Linked DNA regions of Homo sapiens: region 2 is linked to region 1. A link is an interaction called in ENCODE POLR2A ChIA-PET data of the cell type or tissue named here. Cell type or tissue: CD4-positive, alpha-beta T cell. All regions are shown on one strand. Each heading gives the region's core, and the rest is flanking DNA. Links, peaks and the distances in the headings are about the cores only.

What was found. ChIA-PET counts read pairs that join two places held together with the same protein. Peaks named below come from ENCODE experiments on the same cell type or tissue, not always from the same donor. Only the 100,000 strongest peaks of a DNase experiment are listed, where the experiment ranks them.
Region 2: POLR2A ChIA-PET joins it to region 1 with 11 read pairs; 13 of 35 experiments call an interaction of 5 or more read pairs at or near these places.

Annotation. Positions count from the first base shown.
Region 1 is chr1:16,161,099-16,164,000 of GRCh38, reverse strand. The region is part of intron 2 of EPHA2-AS1 (EPHA2 antisense RNA 1); the gene reads right to left. Among named protein-coding and RNA genes, the nearest start is that of EPHA2, 6.5 kb to the right of the region's middle. RefSeq lists enhancers at 1-371, 372-899, 900-1,427, 1,273-1,567, 1,506-1,575 and 1 more. In CD4-positive, alpha-beta T cell, for the core only: no CTCF peak of the experiment used is centred there; a DNase peak (open chromatin) is centred at 1,480; H3K4me3 peaks cover 1,093 bases; H3K27ac peaks cover 1,415 bases.
Region 2 is chr1:16,215,922-16,218,823 of GRCh38, reverse strand. It overlaps the pseudogene ANO7L1. Among named protein-coding and RNA genes, the nearest start is that of ARHGEF19, 4.7 kb to the right of the region's middle. RefSeq lists silencers at 1,094-1,193, 1,334-1,443, 2,561-2,610 and an enhancer at 1,786-2,482. In CD4-positive, alpha-beta T cell, for the core only: no CTCF peak of the experiment used is centred there; DNase peaks (open chromatin) are centred at 1,303 and 2,453; H3K4me3 peaks cover 1,686 bases.

The DNA.
Region 1 (2,902 bases), core at 132-2,631:
CCACGCCCGGCTAATTTTGTATTTTTAGTAGAGATGTGGTTTCTCCACGTTGGTCAGGCTGGTCTCGAACTCCCAACCTCAGGTGATCTGCCTGCTTTGGCCTCCCAAAGTGCTGGGATTACAGACGTGAGCCACCGCACCTGGCCTGAGGCTGCTATTTTAAATACGGTGGTTAGGACATGTGGCAGACATGAGCTGAACTTCAAACAGAGATCTGAAGGAGGCGAGGGAGCCAGCCCTGAAAATTTGGGGGCAGGGGCACAAACTGATCCAGGCAGAGGGGACAGTACGTGTAAGAGCACTGAGGCAGGCCTGGCCTATTTTTCAAAAAAAATTTTTTTTTTGAGATGGAGTTTCGCTCTTGTTGCCCAGGCTGGAGTGCAATGGTGCGATCTCGGCTCACTGGAGTGCAATGGCGCGATCTCAGCTCACTGCAAACTCTGCCTCCCGGGTTCAAGCTATTCTCCTGCCTCAGCCTCCTTGAGTAGCTGGGATTACAGGTGCACGCCACCTCGCCTGGCTAATTATTTTTAGTAGAGACGGGGTTTCACCATGTTGGCCAGACTGGTCTCGAGCTCCTAACTTCAGGTGATCTGCCCCCCTCAGCCTCCCAAAGTGCTGGGATTACAGGCATGAGCCACCGCGCCCAGCTGGCTATTTCTATTACTTCAAATTTACTTATCCCAAAGGTCGTGAGGAAGCACCTTCCATTCAGCTGACAGCCTTTGGGTCTGCAATGGAGGAGCGATGGGCTATCTTTTTCTTTTTTTCTTTCTTCTTTTTTTTTTTTTGGAGATGGAGCTTCGCTCTTGTTATTGCCCAGGCAAGAGTGCAATGACGCTATCTCGGCTCACTGCAACCTCCACCTCCCAGGTTCAAGAGATTCCCCTGCCTCAGCCTCCAGAGTAGCTAGGATTACAGACATGCGCCACCATGCGCGGCTAATTTCGTATTTTCAGTAGAGACGGAGTTTCTCTAGTTTGGTCAAGCTGGTCTCGAACTCCTGACTGCAGGTGATCCGCCCGCCTAGGCCTCCCAAAGTGCTGGGATTACAGGCGTGAGCTCCCGCGCCCGGCCCCCTTTTTCTTTATTTTATTTTTATTTTTTCACACACATCCCGTAGGATGAGATGCTTTTTGATTTTTTAAAAGACACCTAGTTGAAGACTGGCACTCAGAGGCCGGAGAAAAGCCTGTGGTTCCGATGGTTAGGGAAAGGCTTTGGGGGTCGAAGCTGAGTTGGGAGAGAGGAGGATGTGGCCGAATGGGGAAGGCAAGGCCGAGCAGAATGAGGGGCGCCCTCAGGGAGTCGGGGATGTTGGAAGGGGGCTGTAAATACAGGCGGGAGGTGGGCGGAACCCGCCCAAGCTACCGGGTGGCCGCCTCCCCAGTGCGGACCCAGGCTGAGGCCCCGCCCTGCCCGGAGGCTCCGCCCGCATCCAGGCCCCGCGGGCAGGATCTACCAAGAACCCACATCAAAGGCTCCCAGGAAGCGCGAGCGAGCCCCAAAGGAAGTGGCGCAGCCTCTAATCCAGCTCTGGGGGTGGGGGAAGCCCCGCAATTATTGGGGGGCTTCCTCCCGCGCTACCCCCTTTAAAACCCGGGAGCCCACATTTAAGTCTCCCCACCCCCACCTCAAATTGCCTCCTTGTTGGGGGTGAGGCTGTGTTCAGTAAAACTATTATTCAGACGAGTTTCACCCCAAAACCTCACCTGAACAGCTGAACAGTCTCTCTTTGCGGCTGCACCTGGGGAGTGTGTTCTTTTGAAAAAGATGGGGCCCTAGTTACCGCATGTTTGTGCAACACACACGTTTACTGGGCACCACTGTATGCCCGGCACCATGGGGGACGGCAAGATGGAATAAAACCGGGTCTCTGTCCTTCAGGGAGCCCCCTGCCTAAAGAGGAGGGAGTGAGAGCTGGGGTTTGTCCCGGGAGGAATTATTTATTTGGCCTGGGGGAGCCCTGTCTATTCTTCAGAAGTGACTTTTGATTGATTGTAAAGGTAGCAATAGCTAAGATTCAATGCGCATTGACTGTGTGCCCAGCACTGAGCAAAGGGCATTAGATACATGATGATCTCACTGAGTCCCAGCAGCAGCCCTGAAGGGTGGAAACCAGGATTATTGCACCCGCATGGCTCCACCAAGGCCACACAGTGGGTTACATGGAAGAATCCAGGTCTGCTGGACCCAGTGTTCATTCATTCACCAAATCTGTGTTGGGCGCACACTATAGACCAGGCACTCTCCTACCCTTTGGCAATCCGTTCTCCTGTGTTATGTATGCCAAGGCAGGTCTAGTAGGAGCTGCCCAGATGGAAGGGGCATCCAGGGAGAGGGCACAGCTGGGACAAAGGCATGAAAGTCCAGGAAGTGTTCAAAAAAGAGCAGGTCTACTCGGCTCTGGGGTAGACACACTTAACTTTTTAGTTCCACCTCTGCCATGTACCAGCTGTGTAATTTTAGTCATTTCTTCTCTCTGAGCCTCACGTTGTTTCTGCAAAAATGGAGGCAATATTAGCTTTTCCTTCCAGGGCTAGAGAGGATTAAATGAGTTTACAGAGGTGAAGTGGCCTGGCATAGAGCAGGCCTTCAAGAAATGTGGATTGAAATGAACAGAGGGGTCTGGGTGTGGTGGCTCACGCCTGTAATCCCAGCACTTTGGGAGGGTGATGGAGACCATCCTGGCTAACATGCTGAAACCCCGTCTCTACTAAAAATACAAAAATCTGGGCGTGGTGCCGCGTGCCTGTAGTCCCAGCTACTCGGGAGGCTGAGGCAGGAGAATCACTTGAACCCAGGAGGTGGAGGTTGCAGTGAGCCGAGATCGAACCTCTGCACTCCAGCCTGGCAACAGAAGGAGACTCTGTCTAAAAAATAAATAAATAAAAAATAAAAA
Region 2 (2,902 bases), core at 109-2,608, 55 kb before region 1:
AAACAGCTTTGCAAATGGAGGGCTTTCTATTACTATTTTTTTCAGGGGGCAGTGATATTTCAGAGACCAAGAATGACTATGTGGGAAGTGCAGAGTTGAGAGCACTGGACTCGAGTCTAACAGATTGGATTTGAACACTGGCTCCACCACTTACAATTTGGGGAGCCTGGGCCAAATTCTCCAGGTGTGTTTCCTCATCAATACAGTGGAAATCATCATGGTGCCTGCCTCTAAGGGGTGCTGGTGATAGAAGTGGCAGTTCCTAGCACAAGGCCCTGTTATGACCATTATCTGGTTGCCCTGCCTCCAGGAAACGGAAGGCTTGGTGGCAGAAGTGGCAGCTGGCAGGGCAGAGGGACACCCAGATCGGGCAGGAGCTGCAGCACTGGGAGAAGGAAGGACTATGAGCTCATCAAGTGTCAGGGCCTGTTTGATGAATACCCAGGGATGGAGGAGCAGTCGCTCAGCAGCGTGTGCCCTGGGCATGAGTGGGGCCCCTGGGGGCCTGGCACAACAGGGGAGGTGGCCCCGGGCCTGACACTCCCTGCCTGCCAGAGCTGCAGTTTGGGTTCATCACCATCTTTGTGGGAGCCTTCCTGCTGGCACCCCTGTTCACTCTGCTCAACAACCGGGTAGAGATTGGACTGGACGCCCACAAGTTCCTGTGCAAGTACCAGCGACCAATGGCTGGGCGCGGCTGGACATCTGGATCTGACTGCTCCTGCTGGAGGCCATGGTACACCTTGAGGTCACCGTGAATGGGAGTGAGGTAGATGAAGGGAATACAGGGGCAGGGGGCGGGGGAGATGGAGCTCAGAGACTGGGGAAGGGGGTTCAGGAATAGGGAAATACAGGGCTGGAGAAGGAAATCCGGGTCAGAGTTTGGGAAATAGGGGAGAGGAGGCTAGGATCCCGGGCCAAAGGCTCATCCTGCCACGGGAGGGGGTCTGGATCCGAGTTGGGGTGAGTTAGGGGGTTGGGCCCTGAAGGCCCTCTGGCTCTGCAGGCTTTCGTCTCGCCTTCATCTCGGACTTCTGCCGCATATCCCGTAACAGTACGAACACCACACCCAGCTGCACGGATTTGTGAATTTCACGCGGGCACCCGCGCCCCATGCCCACCTGGCCCAGAGCAAACACACTCTGCCCTTCAGGCTGGGGAGGAGGGGCGCGGCGGGAGGGGCGGGGCCCTGAGCTTTGGTGGGCGAGGCCTTCCTGGGAAGGGCGTGGCGCTGAGCCTTGGTTGGCGGGACGCTGAGGCGGGAGGGGCAGGGCTGTCTGGGAAGCACGGCGCTGAGCCTTGGTGAGGGAGGCCGGCCTGGGAGAGGGCGGGTGCTAAGCTTTGGTGGGCGGGGCCTGTCTGGGAGGGGCAGGTGCTGAGGAGGGAGGGGCGGGGCCTAGCTGGGAAGCCGGGAGCCGAAACTGGACGGGTGGGGTGGTGCCTGGCTGGGGTGCAGTGAGCTGATTCTGCCCCGGACAAATGCGCGGAGCCGGCTAGGGTACTGGCTGAACGGGCAGGGCCAGATTCTAGGGAGAAGGAGGGGAGGAAATGCGGGGTTCGGAGTCGAGATCCGAGAGCCTCTCCAGACCCCGCAACCCAGATACAAGGCCTCTCGCGACGTGGGGGTGAACCTCGCCCTCTTCTACTGGAAGCTGCTGGCTGTGCATGTGCATCTGGGTTTCATTATCGCCTTCGAGGTAGGCTCAGCCATCTGTCTTGGACAGACTTGGTTCCAAGTTCAGGCTCTGCCGCCGACCGGCTGGAAATTGGGATATATTATATAATAGGATCTACTTCATAGGGTCGTTATGAAGGTTCGGTGTCAAGCATTTGCACTGTGCCTGGCATGTTGTAGGTGCTCAATGAATTAATATCACAAATAATAATAACATTATCTCTTGGCAAGAGAAAGGAGAAACGAGAGGAAGCACTCTCCCACCAGCTTTGCTCTTTTACAAGCCCTGCCCTGACGTGGTTCCTAGTGTTAAGGGGTTCGAATCATACCTCTATGTCTTTGGGCAAATGGCAACCCCTTTCTGCTTCTGTTTCTTCGCTTGTGGAGTAGAAATTACCCCCAGCTCATAGAGTTGTTGTGAGGATTAAATGAATTCATATCCGGAAAACCTTCAGGTTAGGGTTTGGCTCAGGGTAAGCGCTCCATGAGTTAAGATCGCTAAGGCAATCATTCTCTCTTTTTGGCCCCCTTCTCCCCAGAATGTAGTGTTCTTCTTCCTGTGCCCCAACGACCGGCTCGTGCCCGATGTGCCAGCCCTGGCTACCAAGATAACTGCGCGAGCGCTACCTGGCCAAGCAGGCGGTGGCAGACAACCGGGAGACGCTGTTTCAGTCAGCAAGGCAGGCGGACCCCGGCCCCACCCGCAACATAATGACCATAATGACCACGCCCCTTGGCCTGCCCTCAAGCTTCAGCTCAGCCCTCTCTAGTTCAGCACTCTCTAGCCCCGCCCCCTTATTTGGCCTCATCCATTGGAGGGATTGGCTGGACTCCCTGTAGTTTCCGCCTGTTCCCGCCCATCATTAAGCTCCGCCCCCGCCAAGCCCCCTTTTCTACTTTATCTGCAAGCTGGGGTTGGGGGCTCTGCTCTGGAGTGCCAGCCTGCTCAGCCTGACCAAGCTGTGCTCTATGTCCGCACAAGGGACGCAGGGGCGTCCAGGACGCAGGGGCGAGTGAGGCAGGGCTGCCCTTCCAGGACCCTAGGTTCCCCAGGATGCTCCTCCTATTGGGGTCCTCTGGCTTCCAGTTACGCATCTGGGCAGTGTCCCAAGGCCGGTCCGGGAGTTGGATGAGAGGATTGGAGTTCCCTGGAGACCTCCAGACCTGCACTGCTACCCTTCCGTGTTCTTGCCTCCTGGCCTCTGTGCAATGCTGACAATAAACCTG